2 separate regions of the Mus musculus genome follow, and region 1 is linked to region 2. A link is a loop called in an ENCODE intact Hi-C map of the cell type or tissue named here. Cell type or tissue: left cerebral cortex. All regions are shown on one strand. Each heading gives the region's core, and the rest is flanking DNA. Links, peaks and the distances in the headings are about the cores only. Region 1 overlaps Ptprd (protein tyrosine phosphatase, receptor type, D). Region 2 overlaps Ptprd (protein tyrosine phosphatase, receptor type, D).

Evidence for each region. A loop is a pair of places that touch in the nucleus more often than their neighbours do. Peaks named below come from ENCODE experiments on the same cell type or tissue, not always from the same donor. Only the 100,000 strongest peaks of a DNase experiment are listed, where the experiment ranks them.
Region 1: a loop joins it to region 2, with 3 times the contacts of the local background. A loop is called at or near these places in 1 of 42 quality-filtered maps.

What each region holds. Positions count from the first base shown.
Region 1 is chr4:76,460,715-76,471,305 of GRCm38, forward strand. The region is part of intron 10 of Ptprd (protein tyrosine phosphatase, receptor type, D); the gene reads right to left. All of the region lies in intron 1 of Gm42303 (predicted gene, 42303), which reads left to right. Among named protein-coding and RNA genes, the nearest start is that of Gm42303, 15 kb to the left of the region's middle. In left cerebral cortex, for the core only: no CTCF peak of the experiment used is centred there; DNase peaks (open chromatin) are centred at 5,293 and 5,811.
Region 2 is chr4:76,943,844-76,954,434 of GRCm38, forward strand. The region is part of intron 8 of Ptprd (protein tyrosine phosphatase, receptor type, D); the gene reads right to left. Among named protein-coding and RNA genes, the nearest start is that of Gm42302, 160 kb to the left of the region's middle. In left cerebral cortex, for the core only: a CTCF peak has its summit at 4,633 (motif pointing left); a DNase peak (open chromatin) is centred at 4,615.

The DNA of each region.
Region 1 (10,591 bases), core at 3,066-8,065, 480 kb before region 2:
CATTTGTAGGGACTTGGATCCTACCCATTTCCCTCCTGGCTATAACTAACATCCTAACAGCCTGCAGAGACCTCAGGGTCCTTCAGCAGGCAGCTGTAATTACATGAAATTTACTGGACATCCAAGTACAAACCCAGCAACCTGCCAGGACATTTCCATTCTAGCTGCTTCACTAGGGGAGAATCGGCCATGAACTCTGTGGTACTGTTTGCCTTTTCCCAATAGTTAAAAACAAAAAGAAAAACAAAAACAGGGTGGCAGCAAGATAGGCTCTTAGCTTGCTCAGCATCATAGCTGCATTGGAAAAGCAGTCTCATATATGACATGAAATTGTAAATAAACCCTGCGAAAGCCTTAGAATAAAATTACATTTCACAAGGGAGGAGACAATGTTATTTCTGCCCTTTAATGACTCCTGCTCCACACAGAGCTTGCAAGAGGAAAGGGTCTTGATTTTGTGTCTAGAATGAAGCACAGTTGATCGGAATTGAAGTTACAAAGGGTGGCTAGGGAACCTCAGGACATAAAAGAAAAGAAAATGTATATCAACTACACAACCCTTCCTGATTCTCATAGTTTCCAAATTCTTTTGGTTCACCACTCAGGCTTAGTAAGGTCTCCGTGGGTAGCTTTTCTGGGCACAGTTTCTGAGAATCTGTCTGTCACAGAAAGAGAGATTGCGGAGCCTGGCATTCTTTCCTGTGGGCAATAGAAATGGTTATGCCACAGACGTTAACACACACTCTTGGGAGTGCAATACCCTGTGATTTGCCACCACTTGAAAGGAACACTAAGGGTGGAGGAAAGGGACTATTCCTGTCACCTGACATCAGTGGCCACGCTGACTGCCTCAGAACTTGACCTTCAGTCCTGATAGTGCCTGGTTGGAAAGGGGATTGGTATTGAGAAAATGACACAAAGCACTTTGCCATATCTTCGAACAGCCAAAGGGGTAAAAGGGCTTTATGCCGTTTTGTTTCCTGCCTGCTAAGCAGATAAGCAAGGCATTATGTCATCCTGTTTGAGACCACTAGGTCTCCCACTTTTCCCTCTCTTATGGCCTTTAAACTATCAAAGCAGCCCACATGTTGCTAGGTGGGTAATTAAAATGTCGGTGATGCTCATGTCATTGCTTTCAATTTCATTTGTATGCACTGTCCCATCGCTCTTCTTAAAAGCCCTGGGCACTTGCTCAAAATATACAACCCAAACAAATAAACTTGATAACCAAGCCAAAGCAGCCAGCCCTGGATGCATCTTTACTATTACAAAAGTCTTCCCAAAAGCACACAGAGAAAGAACTTTCTCAGAGCCGAAAAATGCAAGTTTTTATGTTAACACTGTCACCAAAGAAAGATGGGGCATAGAATCAGCAATTTAGCATTCAATGAGACAAATTTCACCTTGAATGAGTCCTTAGAAAAGAGAATATTTAGGAAGGAGCAGATTTCCTATGGGGAAATCTTAAGGTAGAGCTTGAGTTTGGCAGAATTTATTACTTCCAAGTGCTGAGAAAGAGTTTATATTTAGAACTAAGTTCTTGATTTTATCCAGTGATTGACTTTCATGGCCTTTGAAAGTAACTTTGATAGCAGAGTTCCTGTCTGTCATTTACCCCTGATGCTGACACGGTCATAGCAGTGGGAGCTGCTATATAAAAATGTCATGGGAAGGGAGAAAACTTTACCAAGGCAAAGAGCTCGAACATGTGAAGAAAAGAGGATGTATGACAAATTACTTAGTAGAGAAAAAAAAAAGAAAGAAAGAAAGAAAGAAAGAAAGAAAGAAAGAAAAGAAAGAAAAAAGAAAAACTGAATGTACACTCTGTTGTGAGATTTCACCAACACAGTGCAGGAAGAACTGAAGAACTGCCCGGTTTCATTGTTTAGAACAGTTAGGAAATAAGGCATCTGACCACGGCTGGCCTACAATGCAAGCTAGCACCTTCATCTGGAGGCTCTGCTAGGGAAGAACTGTCTTCTTCAAGATGGCAGCATGTTCAAAACTGTGACAATATAATCTATCACCAGCTATAGCCAAAAGCTGTTGCTTCTTCCACTTCTCTAACAGAAACAAACTGTTCAAACAGTGCTACAAAGTTAGCTCAAACCTATAACAACAACAACAACAACAACCACAACAACACACACACACACACACACACACACACACACACACAAAACACCCAAAATTATAAACTAGAGTGGTACTACCTGTAGCATATCTCATGCTCCTTGCCAAATCATTTTTTTCTCTTGCATCATCTCATAAAGAAGAAAAGGGGGAGAAACTGATTGTGAGATGCAAACTGGAAAAAGGAGCCTGGAGATTGAGTAGAGAAAGCAACTCTGTGTCGCTTGCTCAGAAATAACAGTGTGATAGGATCTCACCCCTGACAAAAGGGAAAACAAAGACTCCTCTGCCTGGTGTTGTTCAGTCACATGACTGAGTTATCTTGCTGACAATGTGGTGTTATTACAATATTTGTAGGACTGGGGACACACATTTGTATGAAAGGAAAATTGTTTATTTATATAAGCTAGAGGTTTTATCCATAATTGAGCTTCTCTCTGTGTTCTTGGTGAATAAGAAAATTCTGAGCCAGGTATCTGCACAAAACATCGTAGAAATGGGATAAAATGGCATACTATCCAGGATGTGACCTACATTTGTAAAAAGCTTCTGAATACGAAGTTCTCTTCTGTTGCCACTTTAAAAGTCTGTGTTTTTTCATCTTAAATTTTCATGAAACCCATCCAGGGACAGTACACATGTTTCAGAAAGAACAAATTTTTCAGTACAGAAGACAGCATTTGCCAGTACAAGAAACCAGCCAAGTTGCTGTGGAAGACCTAAGCAAGTACATTTCAATAAGGGCTCAAACAATCCCTGGAAAACAATTAGAAAAAAAACAAGTCATCATTGCATTCAGAAAGTTCTCAGATATGAATGATGTTGGTGGAAAACAGAGTTCCTCACCAGCTGAAATGTTTACTTGAAGTGAGAATTATTTTTGTGGAAAGTACTAAGAGTCTTGGCATACTTGCACTCTATTGAGTTTGGTCAATGTGTGTATTATTACTATACTAACATACCCTAAGACATATCTGTCTGCTTAATAGAGCAAATGGTGAGGTTCTTCTGGTGAGCTGTAGGCCCCTGAAGGCCAGGGACTCAGTCTTATCCATCTTCTATCTCATACAATATCAGCATGTTAAACACAGTCAATAAATTCCAAATGAAGGAATATACATTGCCACATACCCTGTCCCTGTGGCATAAAATATCATCTCATCAACAGTGACCTATTGCCCTACCTAATTTTTCTTCTGATTGCTAATTGCCAGCAGTCATGTTTTACTATTACTTTAATTCTCTTCTTCTTTACTAGAATCATCTCTCCCCAAAGTCAGGGATTGAAAAGGTTTGATTTTCTTTAGAACAGGAGTTCCTGGGATGATGCTTAGCACTTGTAAAGTCAAGTACAAATATGTGTTGACCTTTGAATAAGGCAATGATTGATGAAGAAATGTCTCACCTCGTCTCTTCTTTATTTCATTGATTTCACCTTAATGAATGAGGCCTAAAAATTATACTCTGAACCACAGTCAATTGTAACAAGATGAATGCTTTCTCATAACTAGAATAGGTAGCAGATTTTAAAGAAGGGAAGAATTGACATGCTAGACTTAAGGGTGTCCGATGCATGTGTCAACAAACCTGCTCAAAAAGATGAGTGATAGAATTAAAAGAGAAGGCCAGGGACTTTCTGGGACTGGGTCTGCCTGATGTGAACAGTGAGATACATGGCAAACCCCTGTCTACATTCTGTACCATTGTTTCTCTTTGGAAAGTTCATTTTTTAAGAACAACACAAGGATTTAATCTACTGATGGGAGTCTACATGCACCTGTAGGTGTTGAGAACACAACTATATCCCATCTAGATTTTGAATAATCATGTACCTTTTGACTTAGTCAAATTTTATTGAATAGTTACAATGACTTTTTTTTTCTTCTTGGGGATTTCTGCATTGGGCATGTCCCTGATATTTCATTTTACCACTCCCATGTAAAGGACTGAGAAAACCAGTGACTCATGGTTCAATGACTTTCTCATGACTTGCAGGTGACCCAGCTTACAGAAAACTTTGATCTGAAGTTTATTTTCAAACCAAGATAGCTAGACATTCTTTGTTCCTTGTCGATGTTTCTAAGGTGTGGTAACACTTGGACAGACTTGCTTTTGAATTTATCACCTTTGATATCACCAAACCAGGTGAGATAAATTGGAAATTGGCCCACTTGCATAGTCTTTCTGGAAAACAACTGGGAAATATGTCTGTGCCCTTTCTACTCTGACTGCATCTCTTGACTTCCACCTACCTGGAATGTCTTATATTCTCCATGCCAGTCTTCCCTTTGGTATCTCTAAGCATAACACTACTTGGTTACTTTGTTCTCTTAATGACTCCTATCTTGCCACGAATTCAAGCTTTTGCATTGAGTAAACACAATCTGTGTTGAGCCTTGTATGTTATGGGGTGAACTGTTAAAACTTCCAGCATCCTCATTTCTTTATCTAGAAACAGAGATGATTATACTTATTTTGCCAGATTATTGGGCAGGCCACCTAGAATTGTGCACTTGAAACTGTCATGTAGAGCTTCACTCCTAAAAACTGTTTGATAAATACAGAAGGAATAATATCAAGAAATTGGGTCTACAATAGTGATTCAAATGAAACTTTCAAAATATTAAAATGTAAGTGTTTGTCTACTGGAGAGAGGATTATCTGAGATGGAGCAATAGGGACAGAGAGGGCACATGGGCTATTTCGGATGGTGATGGACAGGTGTGCAGGCATCAACAGTGATGGAAAGGATGAAGGGAAACAATGAAGAAGTCAACATTTCTTTGAAGAAGAGCCGAAAATAATCTCCTTTAAGGTTTCAGTGAGGATTACAAGAAACAATAGATCAATCTCCTATATATTAAAGTTAATTATGATGTTCTCATGTTTTTGCTTTTAGATGTTAATTGCAGTAAATAATATGATTCTTTGTCTTCAAGACGAAGGGTCTAGATTAATCAGAATTATCACAGCTTAAAATGAGTGGAATGACTCCAGGAAGATTTTATTCAGTTTCTATTATATCTGAGTTCATGACCTATTGTAAGCATCTTTTGTATACATGCATGTAGATGAACAGGGAGCTGACAGCTGTGGAATACCAGACTTAGCTACAGGGGTGCTTCCATATGCTCTGTTTAGCCCACACATGACCTCATTTCTCTAGATAATGCTAAGCATCTACAATGCATTTCATCCCTTCAGAGGTATCTTCAGATAGATTGGCTAGAATCTTGGCTCTGACACTTAGCTGAGAAATTTAGACCATGATCCCTCAAACCATCTGAGCCCCACTCTCTATATAAAATGGCCAAAATATGCCCACTTCTTAAAGTGGTTGTAGAGAGATGGAAAAATAGTGCTACTTCCCCAAGTTTCTTTTATAATGCTTGGCCAAAAATTAACAAATGCTATAATGCCTGGCTTTCTTATGAAGTGGTATGATTGCTAGTTTTTTGTTTTGTTTTGTTTTGTTTTTCTTCCCCAACACAATGTAGAATCAACTGGAAAGAGAGTCTTAGGGGTTGTCTATATTGGTTGGTTCATGCGCATGTCTTTAGGGATTGCCTTTAACTTAACTGATAGGAGAAGACCCATCCCACCACGGGCAAAATCATCCCTTAGGCAGAGGCTCCTGAAGTGTATAAGAGCTTCATGCATCCCTTTTTCTCTGTTCTTGACTGTGGATGCCAAGTGCTAGCTGTCTCAAGTTCTTGCCTTGAATTCCCTGCAGTAACAGAGTGTAACCAGGAATTATGAGCTAAATAAAATAAACCCCTTTAGACTTAAGTTGTTTTTTGCCAGGTTATTTTATCACAGCAACAGAAATAAAAATAGAACATGATGTAAGTGCCCTCTTCTTCAAATAAAACATTTTGTTATATTTTCCTCTTACTTGGATTGTATAAAGTCTAACTAGCCAGCCACTTTATTCTGATATATCAGTGAGTGTTATTGTTTTTAAGAGAACTGAGTCCAGAATTTAGCTATTATATGTGTCTTCCACTGCTGTATGATAGTGATATACAACTGTCTATCTATCTATCTATCTATCTATCTATCTATCTATCTATCTATCTATCTATCTATCTAAAATGTGTGTGTGTGTGTGTGTGTGTGTGTGTGTGTGTGTGTGTGTACTTACAATAGTTTACAAACCTACTTGTGTGTGTATAGAGGCAGAGGAGGGGGCAGGGGATAGGGGGATTGTAAAGGGGAAACTGGGAAGTGGGATAATATTTGAAATGCAAATAAATAAAATAACCAATAAAAAAATGAAAGAAAAGTTTGCAAGACCAAAGGGCCTCTCTTCCCAATGATGCCAGGGCTAAGAAATGGGAGTGGGTGGGTAGGGGAGCAGGGCAGGGGGAGGGTTTAGGGGACTTTTGGGATAGCATTTGAAATGTGAATGAAGAAAATATCTAATAAAATAATCGAAAAAAAAAAGAAAAACCTCCTAAGGTATAACAACTTTTCATAAAACTGAAGGCAGGAATGATAGTATACATTTTTATGTTTTTTATTTTCGTAATTTACATTTCAAAGGTTATCCCCTTTCCCAATTTCCTGCCCTGAAGCCCCCTATCCCATCACCCTTCCCCTGCTTCTATGAGAGTGTTCCCCACCCATCCACCCACACACTCACACCTCCCTGCCCTTGCATTCCCCTACATTGAGTCATCAAGCCTTCCCAAGACCAAGGCCCTCTTCTCCCATTGATGCCCTACAACACCTCTGCTACATATGGGGCTAGAGTCATGGGTCCTTCCATGTGTACTCCTTGGTTGGTGATTTAGTCCCAGGGAATTCTGGGGGTTCTGGTTGATTGATACTGTTGTTCTTCTTATCGGTTGCAAATGCCTTTAGCTCCTTCAGTCCTAACTTTCTCTAACTCCTCCATTGAAGACCCCATGCTCAGTCCGATGGTTGGCTTTGAGCATGTGCCTCTGTATTTGTGAGGTTCTGGCAGAGCCTCTCAGTAGACAGAGATATCAGGCTCCTGTCAACATACACTTCTTGGCATCCACAATCGTGTCTATGTTTGGTGACTGTATATGGGATGGATCCCCAGATGGGGCAGTCTCTAGATGGACTTTCCTCTAGTCTCTGTTCCACTCTTTTTCTCTGTTATTTGCTCCCATGAGTATTTTGTTTCCCCTTCTAAGAAGGACTGAAGTATGCATCTTTATAATATCAGTACTCAAGAGGTTGAAGCAATAGGATTAAGAATTTGAGTACAGCCTGGGCTACATTAGGAATTGAAGTTTAATCTAGGCTACAAATGAAAGCAAAAAAAGACAGAATTGAAGAAACTCAACTCGGACTGGTTCTATTAGCCTTCACCTTGCGTGTCACTGGAGAGCAACTGGAACCCTAAAAACTACAAACTACTTTCACCTGGAAAATTGGGACAGACCCAGTACTCATGAGCAAAACAGGCTATGAGACTTCAGAGAAATGCTTGTGCCTCTCAGCTTTATGCAGGACATTACACGTTCCTCATTCTACAGCATCCTCAGAAGAGTGTGGTGTCCATCCTTTCCAGGGTGAATGGATTCTGGCAAAAACGCTCTTCACCAAGAACTCATTTGTTTATAATCTGAGGGAGTCTCTGACCTTTAAAGCTTAGGGACTTTGCATTCAACAGTAACTCAGCACATTTGATCATGGTTAGGGCTGCATAAATCTACACTCCCTGACCTTGTCCTCTTGGCAAGCAAGAACTAGTTTTCACTGTTTCAAAGTAAAATGCAAGCTTCTTTGCAAACATCTTCAAAAGTTACAAAGTTCAGGGTCATCATAGCTTGGCATGTAGACAAAGTAACTTTTGTTTTAAATGTTTCCTTATTTTCCCCCTTTTGTTTTTTAATGACTCTAGTGTCCCTACATACCCTAGACAGACCTTTATCTTTTTATACTCCTTTCTGTTTTTCAATACTGGGATTATGCCTGGCATAATGGTGCCTTTCAAAGGTGTATCTCTTTTCCCTTGCTACTACTTACCATGTTGTTTCACGTTTAAAATATTTGTATTAGCCAAATTAGAAAAAGAAACATAAGCTGGGCCTTGTTCCAAGAAGTCAAGTAGAAATAGCCCAGAGTAACCTTTGCAACAAATTAATGATTCATTAAGTACCACTGAATTTACCTGAACAGGTAAACATCTTATTTTTTAGCCGTTTGTAGCATTTTATGAGACATTGACACTCAAGAGGCTTTTATAGTGGTAGTAGTTTATCTCTGCTACTGTAAAGGATTCCAGATTAAAAAAAAAAAACAATTATAAAATAAAGAGAATACTGCCTTTTGTTTTTCTGGTCTTTGAATGTTCCTTTTCTTGAGACAAAGATTTAATAATAAAAATTAATATTTTTCACATTAACAGAAAGAATCTTTACAGAAAAATGCAAAAGAATGCTCAGATCTCCATTGAACCTGATCTATATTTTAATATTTTATAAAAGTTATAACTCTCATTGCCATTTTACTTAGACAGACGAAACAGGCCAATAAACAAAGCCTCTGGGTTTCATTATTTCCTTTTTGCCTTCCCATGTCAACACTACAAACTAGTGTCTCCAAGTCTTCCCACATAAGTCAATTCTCAGGTTCTTAAACAGGAAGCTATGCAGGGTGCTGGATGAAATAACTATGTATAGCAAGGGTGTTTATGAAGGGAACTCTGTCTAGGAGTAGTTTAGATCCACCTGAAATGGCAAGAAGGGTCCAGGTCCACCGCAGCTATTAACATTCCTAAGGTAAGTTGTCACACTCAGAATCATATGCACTGCACTGACGATGAAACACTTTAGAGCCAGTAGAGAAGCTACACATTGCACGGGAAGATCATAGTTGGCTTGCATTGCCAGATCACATTTCTCCAGAACTTACAGGAGAAAGTAAAGGAAACACTGTATCTTAGAATTCCCAGTGGCTGGTTCATTTGTGGATACTGGAAAACAGTACGTGGAATCTGTGTCATGTCCTCTGTGCAATTCTTGGTTCCCAAACAGAAAATACTGGGAGGGACATAAGCTGACAATTGTACCTCATATACTATCAGCTGCTTCTTGAGCCATCCAAACAAGCCCAAACACGTGGTGCAGGTGTTTAGGACCAGAGTCAGGGATGAGAGACAGCAATGATGGCAAAAGGAAAGTAAAGAAGAAATAGATATATCTGCTTCAGAGGAAAAGAAAAGGACTCAGCTAATTCCATTCCCCACAGCTTAAAGCCCCCTTTAGTATTCGCAGTGATGTTGGTGGCTCTAGTTAATTGGAGTCCTACACTTCCTCGAGGTGACTGGTGCTTCTGTCTTTGTTCACTGGGTTCTTAGGGTTGGTGATATAGAACATTTGTTTTATCCTGGGCATGGATGGAAAACAGGAGTCGGTTAGATTGATTCAAAGTTATCCTTTTACCAACCCATTATGAGGTCTGGTAAATTGCATCTGTTCTCAGTGATATGAGTGTTGGCCTGTTATGGAATCCCCTTTAAAGTTCTCCTAGGTCTGCAGTTACTCTGGTGTCAGTTGTAATTAGTGAACACACTACTTGCACATCTATCAGCTTTGCTCTAAGTGCTTTCATTCACTTGTTTGCTCACCATACCTTCATTTTTGCATTTACTCATAGGAATGTGTGTGCAGAGTACCCCTTCAGAGAGTGTTGTACAATACAAAGGAGAACACAACTGTTCTCTTACAACAGGGCTCACCTGCCAATGTCATGCAGCAAGGGCTGCTGGTTTGCTTTTTTATATTTCCTCGGTGATTAATACACATTAAGAAGTGGTTTAAGTGGATATCTTCTATCATAGTTATAAATCACAGACTTATTAAAATAGCAAGCCTGCTCAGCAGCAGAGTACTGTTGAATTTCAATGACTGAAACCAGAATTCTAAATTTTGGAATTCCTGATTTTAATTTGGCATGAGAAATTTCCAGACTTAAATGAAATCACAAACAATGAACCTTGATGGCACTTCTTAAGTCAGAATGTGAGGTTTGTTTTGATTTGCTTGTTTTGTTCAGTTTGAGTTACTTTGAAGCCATGGCTAGAATGGAACTCACTGTGTCCTGTGACTCCTTTTGCCTACCAAATGCTAGAATTACTGATGCACCACCACAGCACAGTTAAGTCAGAATTTTCAGGGTAAACATTTTCGACCTTTTCCTATAACATTGCTTATAGTGTAGACATATCCCGTGTTTCTCACTCATACCTTTGAAGATGCTTACTATCAATCCCACCAGAAATGCCTCTGGTGATGTTTGCTGTAAACTAATAGAGTAACCATGCTGTTACTCACTGAAAAACCATATTAAGGTCACTGGATTGTCTCAGACAAGATGTTAGATTCTCTCAAATTGGTTTTTCTGAGTGAGGCTTCAATTCTAGATCTCCTTTATAGCCATTTGGTATCATTTATTGAAATTGCCAGCACTTGCATTTGCC
Region 2 (10,591 bases), core at 2,009-7,008:
ATATTTGGATTTATATATCTCTGTAAATTTAACCTTAAGGAGAAAAAATTTTTATAAAAGCAACTGAAAATTAATTGAGAGGAATATACAAAAACTTTACATAGCTATTTCTATAATCATTATAAAGACTGATGCCATTACATAAGTCTGTGCTGTAATTATAGGCACTGATTAATTATTGAGGCCTATTTCCAAAGCCTGAGAAGATGGATGACTTTGTAAAGTTACAATAGACCTGATGGAAAAATCAAAGGTAATATGCCGAGTCATTTTCTATATCTAGAAAAATACAACTGAGGTCCATTGCACCGTATATAGAAAAGAAGGCGCACTAAACCAAACAACTACATCCATCCTCATCTATTTATACCACTCTGAGGTTCTTTAGATTTGCGGCTGATGATCTCACACTTGTAAGCCGTCCCAGAGGACGCAAAGAATGAAACCCCCATGTCTTGAGTGTTACTGTTGCCATCGTTGTCTCCCCACTTGCCTGGCATGTGCTGTTCTACCAGTCCAGCAGCAGCAGCAATTCCTAGGTGTGCTCTGATCGCAGCAAAGGTCACTTGACCCAACTCTATGCTTGGGTGTCAGAATGTGTACTAGAATCCACTTTGTTGATGAAAGCACAGCACATCTGAATAATGAAGCTAGAAAGGTAAAGAGGTGGCTGAGTTTGTTCAGGCATTTACTCAATATTGTCAATCAATAGCACATTTGAAACCGGGGTTAGTATCTGTAGAACTGAAGCTTCCATTACATGGAGAGAGCCGCATCCCATTCTGCTCCTTTCTTTGGATGATCTTGGTATTTTTAAAAAGCCATTCAGGTAGTTGCCACATCTCTGCCTCTGAATGTTGTGACGAGAAAATAGTTTTGTACTTTAAAATAAATGTCTTGGCTTTTCTCCAGCATTTATTTTCCATAAATGCTGATGCATTTATCTTACAGCGGGAGACCATTATCCAGTCACAATGCCCAATTCCTTTGACATTATCTCTTAAGTAAAACAGTAGCGTTAAGAAAAGGGGACATGTTGATTGAAAGGCTTGGTGTGTGTGCTGCGTGTGCGAACAAACACTGTGGGTGAAAATCACCCTTTAATCATCACAGGAAGTGGAAAACACATCCCCCCCCCTTTTTTTTCTTTTTTTCTTTTCAGCCCACTGTGTTAATGGGGTTTGGGGACAGGGGTTAGGCTAAAGCCATTTAGAAAATACAGAGTCTAGCATTTTCCTCAGTGAATGGCATGCCTACTCTCTTTCTCATAGCCAAGTCTCTCACAGTATTTGGTAACTTGCATGGCTTCTCTTGAACATTTTGCTTTGGCCTGCCTCAGGTTTTCTGTGAAGACCTTTGCTAACTCTAGCAAAGCTGTTCTTTATGCGGCCATCACTCTAAAGCATGACAACTTGTGTTATTTTTCTCTTTTCTGAGGTCAGTGAGGATTTTTTTTCTTCCTTAATTTTAGCAAGATCGGGAAACTGATGGGTATCATGTCTGATTTCACTGGTGACTAAGTGGACAGCCTCATGATCAGAGTTGCTGTCTTTATTTTGTTATCACTTGTGCTAGACAACATGGCAGTGACCCCAAGAACTGAGGGATTTCAGCCCTAAAATAAATAGGTCACTATGGATGGGAAGGCATTTAAGGAAAGAAGGAAGGAAGGAAGGAAGGAAGGAAGGAAGGAAGGAAGGAAGGAAGGAAGGAAAGAAAGAAAGAAAGAAAGAAAGAAAGAAAGAAAGACAGAAAGAAAGAAAGACAGAAAGAAAGAAACTTTTCTGTGGCTTCTGCACATGCAAATATGATCAGATGATTTTTTTTTCTGTCCCTAATATCTGAAGCTCAGAATCCCTTGCTGTCTGTTGAGTGTTTTCTCACCTCCCTTATATAAAATGGAAGGCATGGACTAGGAACATACACCGCATTGAGCTAAACTCTACCAGCTTCTTCCTTTTTGGGAAAGTGATGTCTCTGGTATCCTGCATTTGGTATATAGATGGTGAGTTGGCAATAGACTTCTATTTCCTAATGTGGGACCTTTGGGAAAGACATATAAAACAAGTGTCATTGAGCCAGGCATGGTGGGTCATACTTACAGTCCCTATAATCAAAAGACTCTGGCAGGAGGATCTCAAGTTTGAGGCAAATTTATTCTAGCTAGTAAATCCCAGGTATGACTGCAATATGAGAAAAATTTTAGACTTCCATTAAGACAGGTACAGAAATATCTTCCAGTGTGTTTACTTTTAAAAGTTTAAAATTCTATTCCAAATATAACAAATTCAATTCTCTGTAGGTTAATCTCCTAATTGGATTCTTTCTTTTTTTTTTTTTTTTTTATTTCTTTACCGAAATATTTTCTGAGAATTATGCTTGATTGCTCTGTTCAAAGTTATTTGCCTTCACAGAATGCTTGTAATGACCTCCGGGGTAATAATCTTTCTTTTTCCGAATGTATGCTTCAAATCATTTTTAGGCTATTTAAATAACATTTAGCCCATGGAATCAGGTCTGCATATCGCAGATGTCACTGAACCTGCAGAACCTAGCCAAGGCCCTGGCCATCTCATGATCACAGAGCATGAGGAGGCAGGACTAACTGTCACACAGGCATGTACAGGTCTCAGCGACCCAGCTTTTCTTGATGATGTCACCCTGGTCCCTGTGACTGTTTGTTCCTTTGCTGGTTCTTTTCAGACAAGCAATGCTTAAAAGCTAAGGGCAAAAGGATCCCAAAGCAGTACTACAGACTTGGCAACGATGCTACATGACCCAGCAACCGCATACAACCTCTCATGAAGAACACGAGCATCACCTCAATCTGTTCTTAGCATCACAAAAAAAATGTACTTTTCTTGTGTAAGTTAATTTTTGTATTATACAAAGTAAATCTCAGATTAGATTGTTTTAAGGCATGTTCACATTTTCTCAATTAGAATTCTCAGAAATCAAAGCTTGAGTTGTTGTCACATTTTATAGGTGCAGAGGCAAACAATATGTGTATCTGCATAGTGATTTGATTTTGAGGTCTACTTTCACATTAAACACGTGTGCATGTTAGTAGCTGGCATAATTCTCAAGCCATTTTTCAGAGGCTCATAGTGTGATGAACCCCATCCACATTACCAAGTGCCCTCCCATGAACCTTGCCCTGATTACTTTTTTTTTCAAGTTCTAAATTTTGAAAATTGTTCATGTAGATGTTCAGGGAAACATCATTAATATGCTCAACTTGGCTTTCCTCTCATTCATCTTTTCTTCTTTGGTAATGTTGGATATATAGCCCATGCTGATCTCAAGGTCTTGATTTTCTTGTCTGAGGTGTAAGTTTTGAGATAGAATGCACTAGCATGCCAGGCCCTGTCACTTGACTTTTGTGTTTCCTTTGAGAAAAACAACACCATGATAACATAATCTATATATTGTTTTCTTTATAAAAACATGAAAAATAGTTATTGTAAAATGATGTTTTTTACCTCATGTGGAGAGTTCTAAACCACTTTCTTATCTTATGTTTGGTACTCACAAGTAACATACATGCTGAATGTTGAAAATATATGCCCTTCTTTCAAAATGTGTTCTTACTTTCTAGAATGATATATACACAAAGATGACAAGCACTGAACTATAAAACATATACATGCATAGATATACACAAATATTTGCACACATACATGAACACATATGTACACATATACACATAAACATACATACACACATGTACACACAGACACATACACATAAACACATACATATGCACATATCTCTCATGTATACATATGCTAATACACTACTTTTTTTCAGGTTCCCTTTCTAGGATGTCACACATAGTAGGGACACGGTAAAGTTGAATGACATGTTTGAGGATGGGCATTGAACCATTACAAAGGTAAGACAAAGGCCTATGTATGTAAGAGAGATATCTTATTTGTAGTTCCTAAGTGGGTCCAAGGGGGTTCTGCTTTGGAGTCTATTGTTTAAAATATTTCCAGTGAACTACATCTAATTTCTAAAACAATTTTTATTAGAGTTTTCTAATACTGAAAAAGTTCACATTTGATTTGATTTGTCTTATGGAATATTACATATTTTTGGATTTTAGAATGAGTCAAGGGGAAACTCTTTCGCACTGTTGACTTTATATCAAACATCTGAATAAATGTTGTTTGAAAATAATCTGTAGATTTCTAACACATTTCAAAAGAATCAACTTACCAAACTTAGTTTAAAATGTCATATAATCATGTGAGATAAAGCATAACTCTCAGTGATGTGAATATCTGTAACTACCACAGTCACAGAACAATCTTGATTTTTCTCTGTTTTCATACCTAAATTCTGGGAGCAGAATGTGGCTTTAGGTCTCTAAGGACAAAGTGAGAGTAAGTCATGCAGACAGAGACCCTGAGGTTATTTCCTCATTAGCTATCTGATTGGGACTTGAGTGTCGATTTGATTGCTTCATACTAAGTAGAAAATGTATCATAACGCTACCTCATAGAGAAGGGGACCCATCCTTCTTTGGCTTGGTGACATCCTCACTCTTTCTCTGTAATCTCACTTACCATCCAGTTATAAACTTGGAAGAATGTTAATGTTGGAAGAGGTTGTGTGAGTGCCCTCTGGTGGTCAAAGTTACAGCATACCCTTCAACAAAAAAGTTCGTGCTTGATTGGTCAACCCTTCTTGGATGGTTAACACTTTTTTTTCCCCTAAATTTCATATTGATGTTTTTATAACATACTGATTTAATTGATAGCATGCAAAAAGAAAATTAATTCAATAGTTTTTATCAAACTCCTAATTTTCACATTCAGGAGTCAGTATTTAAATTGTATAAAAATGTATTAGGCTAGATGTGAGGGCCAACTACTAATACCAGTTCTTGGGAGAAAGAAATGGGAGGATCCAAAGTTTGCTTCCAACCAGGGTTATCTGGCAAAACAAAACACAAGCAAAGACAAATGAACAACTGTTACATTTCTATGTGCACTTGGTGAAGTCCTAGATTGGTTTAAAACCATAGGTTGTTGACTCAGCACTACATAGCATGGCTATGGGACTTATTGAAGCCAACCATACCCCTTTCAAAGCAAGAGGTTTGGTTGGTCTCATTGCTTTCCTTATGCCTGTAGTTCAGCTATGGGGGAAAATCCAGGCATTAGTAGCTTGCAAATATTGGATGGCAGATGATCTGGATAAATAAGGTTAGTAATCTCTATCAGTTTCTTTTATCGATTTTTTTACACTGGTTTTTTTGCTTATGTTCATTTTAGCCAGGTTTCTGCCTTTTACTTTTGTTGTTACTGCTTCAGAAAGCATTTATAAGCTAAAACATGGTGTATGTTTTAAATGAGAGCAGAGAAATTAGAAGTAAATCCAATCATGGGCAAGCAAGTTGGCTGATCTGGGAAAGGTTCTTCCTGCCAAGGATAACAACCTCAGTTTGATTACTGAGATAGAAGAAGATAAGCAACTCCCACAAAGTGTCCTCTGATTCCACAGAAGTACTATGCTAAGGCCATACATTCAACATTTAGAAAAGCAAAGCAAAACAAGAAATACACTAGTTTTCTGTGACTACACAATAGCTTCTTAGAAAGTCATCATCTCAAAAGATCTTTTACTCGTTTGTAGCGTTGTAGGCCATAGCTTAAGCTATGCTCATCACTTGGGGGGTAAGAAGGTTGAAACCAAGTTCCAGGCTAAGTCAGGTCATGCTACAGGATTTGAGGAAGCTTGCTTACACACCAAGGTATTAATACAATACCATTTCTATGCTAGAACTAATGACTTCCTTATCCTAATTTTGGATGAAGAAAGCTAATGAATGCTCAAATAAACTAGAGAAAACAAATATATACATATATAGTTAAATGCCAAACAATATAAAGGAAGCAGAGTAATAATAACACACCCTACTAAGACCCAATTAATGAAATGTATGCTAGAGATGACCAAGGTCTTTAAAGTAGAGCAATTACTTTTGGTTTGAATGTGTGTGTGTGTGTGTGTGTGTGTGTGTGTGTGTGTGTGTGTGTGTTTGTGTGTGTGCATTTCATATGCTTAACAGAACTAATAATAGGTTGGTGTGTGAGTAGTGATGTATGTGACTAAGAGTGGATTTAAGAGATACTTTGGGGAATAGGTTTAAGTTACTAACGAGGTGTAATTACTATTATCTGAGATAGGGTAAGCAATAAAGTTTAGGCATTTATCTTTAGATATGTTGCATATGATACATATGTAAATCATATAGGCAGCTAGACAGCTAAGTATGACTTCTGAGACAAAGGAATAATATGGAGTTACACCTTTGACAGTCACTGGCATGGAAAGCATTCCAAGTCACAGGACTAGATAGAAACACAAGGAGAGTCAAAGTTAAAACGAAAACCAGTGACTGAGACTACAGCATTTCAACATTAAGACATCAGAAGTATGATGAAAAATGAGAAGGCAAGATATCAAAAGAGAAGCAAGAATGCATGATATCACAGACATCATGAGAAAAATGGATCAAGGAGAAAAGAGTGATCAACTGTGTCACATACGACCAATAAGATGAAATAAAATGATTCTGAGATGGGTCATTAGCTTGTGCAATTTCAGTACATTGGTGACATGAATAAGGCAAGTGCTGGCTGAATGATAGAAGTAAAGGTCTGAAGAGAAATTAGTTAAGGCAGAGCATGAGAAGAATCATAGAAAGTTATACAAATGATGCCAGGCATTAGCTGTAATGAGCAGTCAAGGAATGGGTTGGTTTGACTGGCACGTAAAAGTGGACAATGGAAAATTATATTCTTTTTAATATGAGAGAATTAAAACCTTATCTACATGGTTAGACAAATAGTCTAGAGACAAGGATGAAGAGGCAGAACTGCTAAAAAGACACCTTTATCATGGCAGTTGAATGGGATCTAGGGAGACCACTTGTTGACCACTATGTGTCTTTTATGATACAACAAATTGATCACAACATAAACAAGCCATATTTTAGGTCACCACATTATTCTCACTATGAAATGCAATAGATATGATTACTCATGTAAAATTTGAATTTGTTAACATCCCATCATAGAAGGAAGATAGGCATTGTCTTCTATCTATGGGGCCAATTCTTCCCTTATGAGCTATGAGCAGGTAATGAGTGCAGGTGAATAAGAGATATTTACTTTAGTGATTATAGGTATGGGCAGATGGCATGCTTCTGTAAATAATATCCTTCATGTGATTCTGAAAGCAACCTTGATTTAAAAAAAAAATCAGATCATCCATGCACAGAATATACATGGAAGTAAAGGTGGGATGAGCTCAGAGAGGATGGAAGCAGCAGGAGTGTGAGGGCATCAGAGTATGTGATGCAATGATTGCAACAAAAATACCTTATATAGATGTGGTAAAATATCATAATGAAATCCACAATAATGTATAAATCACATATGCCAATTTTACCATGAAAATATGTATCACTTAAATAGTTTGAATGAAAAAACCTGGTTTGGGCTCCATGTACCACTAAGGGGTATTTGGAAGGCCTTGTTATCATTATAAACTTAAGTGCATTTTCCTTGTTCACATTCAAGTTCTGTTCCAATATATAATAATGAACGCCATAGCTATAAATTCCTAACTTCTTTCTATTCCTAATTTTTGATCCTAAAAGCTTATGTTCTTTTTGTGACCAAAGAGAACAAATATGAGAGCAAAAGTCCATGGTATTATTAGGTCTGAAATAAGAAAAGCTTCAGGGTTTGGTGAGTTCTTCAAATGGCTTTAGTTAATATGCCTGAGGAAACATATAGATCCTTTTGTTGCTTCCAAATGACCTGAAATGTGGCCAGTAACCTTAGGAGACAGTTTAAGAATCAGACAATAGTTTACAAGTGAAGGAGAGGAAGAGGCAGAGAAATGGAAAACTTAGGTAATACTACCAGACTGCCGTAATATCACAGTGGAATGAGGCTTACGTTTCCTGTTTTTAAAATAAAAAGATTAAATCTCACAGTCAGTCAGGAGGACAATAATGGAGTTTGTTTATAATGATATTGGTTTTTGTTTCCTTCCTTCCTTCCTTCCTTCCTTCCTTCCTTCCTTCCTTCCTTCCTTCCTACCTTCCTTCCTTCCTTTTGTATAGTAATACGTTTATTTGAAAAAGATTGATACAAAATTTTCTGTTCACAATATCCCCATCTCTCATCTCCTCCCAGAAGATACTCCCCCAAAGACCCTATTTATTCAATTTTGTCTTTCAATTTAAAAATAAAACACAAAAAATACAAAATCTCCATTTTTGTCTGTCCTTGTCTTTCTCTGAGTTTCTCTCTGTCTCTCATCACACACACACACACACACACACACACACACACACACACACACACACACACACGCACACACACAGAGAGAGAGAGAGAGAGAGAGAGAGAGAGAGAGAGAGAGAGACCCACACCCACAAACACCAAAAGAAAAAAAAACTATAAAAACACAAAATTGGAAACCAAAATAACACGCAAGAGACAAATAATATGAACCTATATTAAACAGGCATACTCCCATTAAAAGGTATTTAAAGAGTAAACTTGACAGATAAATCTTTCTTACATATTGTAGTTGTATTTTATCTACCATAACTATTTCTGTGTTCAACTTTATGTTAACTCTATTTGCTGAGCCTTGTAAATGTATACTTTTCTAAGAAAAATACTATTTTGGGGGGACCAAGGTGAACTAACTTTTTCCTCTTTCTGCACACAAACTATACAGAGAAAATTATAATTTTATGTAGAACTTTTTGGCATTTTAGAAACAAATAAACCTGTTTCCTGAATAAATTGCCTGAAAAAAATCTGTTGTATCCAAAAAACAGGAGAGAGAACCTGTAGAGACCATGTGGACAGGTTAGGCACGGCCCCCGGTTGAGGAATGGGGCCACTCACCCTTCTTAAAAAGTTAACCAAGAATTGCTCCTGAAATACAAGGACAAAGAATGGAGCAGAGACTGAAGGAAAGGCCATCCAGAGACTTTCCCACTTGGAGGTTCATTCCATATGCAGCCACCAAACCCAGTCACTATTGTTGATGCTAAGAAGTGCTTACTGATAGGAGCCTCATATAGCTGTCTCCTGAGAGGCTCTGCCACAGCCTTACCAATACAGAGGTAAATGCTCACAGCCAACCATCAGACTGAGCACGGGACCCCAATGGAGGAGTTAGGGGAAGGACTGAAGAAGCTGAACAGGTTTGCAACCCCATAGGAAGAACAAGAATATCAGCCAACCAGACCGCTCCCAGGGACTAAACCAACCAAAGAAGACATATGGAGGGATCCATGGTTCCAGCTGCATAGGTAGCAGAAGATGACCTTATCTGGCATCAATGAGAGGGGATGCCCTTGGTACTGTGAAGGCTTGATGCCCCAATATAGGGGAATGCTAGGGCTGTAAGGCAGGAGTGGGTGGGTGGGTGGAGTTGTACCCTCATAAAAGCAGGGGGAGGAAGGGATGGGGGTTTTTGGAGGGGAAACTGGGACATTTGAAATGTAAGTACATAAAATAAACAATAAAAAAATTGAAAACTGAGTTTTTGGGTGCTCTGCCACAACTTGTTTTATCCTCATTTACCTCTATTTAAAAAGCTTTTGTGGATACATTTGATATGCTTATTTTCTTCACGTATTATAAACTCTTTATATCCAGTCTTGTCTCACCTTTAAAATGTAGATGAAAATAATGCAAATTATGCAATACTGTTTCCATTTCCCAGGTACTTACATTAATTGATTTTTAAGAGGTGTGTATAATTTTTGATGATTCAAGTGTAATTGTTTTCTATAATTAAATCATAGTAAGGAATATAGATGTAGTGATGTGTGGGTATAGAAATTTATATCTGCATTTTAAAGGTTTATTTAATTTATGTGTATAAATGTTTTGCTTGCTTGTATGCCTGTGGGCAATGTACATGTCTGGTAGAAGTGGAGAGCAGAAGAGGGTATCAGATACCCTGGAAATGGAGCTCTAGATAGCTGTGTTTCATTCTATGGCTGTTGGGACCTGAACTCAGGTCCACTGGAAGAAAGGTTAGTGTTCTTAAATGCTGAGTTATCTCTCCAGTTCCTATACAATAGCTTAATAGTTTAACACACTAGCTTCAGTTCAAACAAGGTGAATTTAGAAAATTATTTTGACATTGCAGTGAGCTAAAAATTAAAAGGAGTGTCAACTATTTGTTTCCAAAGAGAACCCTTCCAGTTCTCCATGTGCTTCTGAAAATAGTACAGTGAAATACACTGATTGTCACAAAAGATTTATTGATTCATTTTTCAGAAAGCTCACTTGTCCATAGGCTTAGCTATAGTCATCACAAGAGTCCTGGCAGAGGCCAGCAGGACTAGGATAACAGGTAGAGAAGGGCCACTGCCTGGATCTGACTTGGACTTTGTAAGTAATCCAGTGACTTTGTTTTGAGCACCACTCAGTAAACTGCTCATTGATTAATTGCATTGTTGTGTAGGCAAGCTAAGAAAAGTGAAGTTCTAGTTCATGGATGCCCGTATTCAAAGATGACTGCCGCCCATCTACCA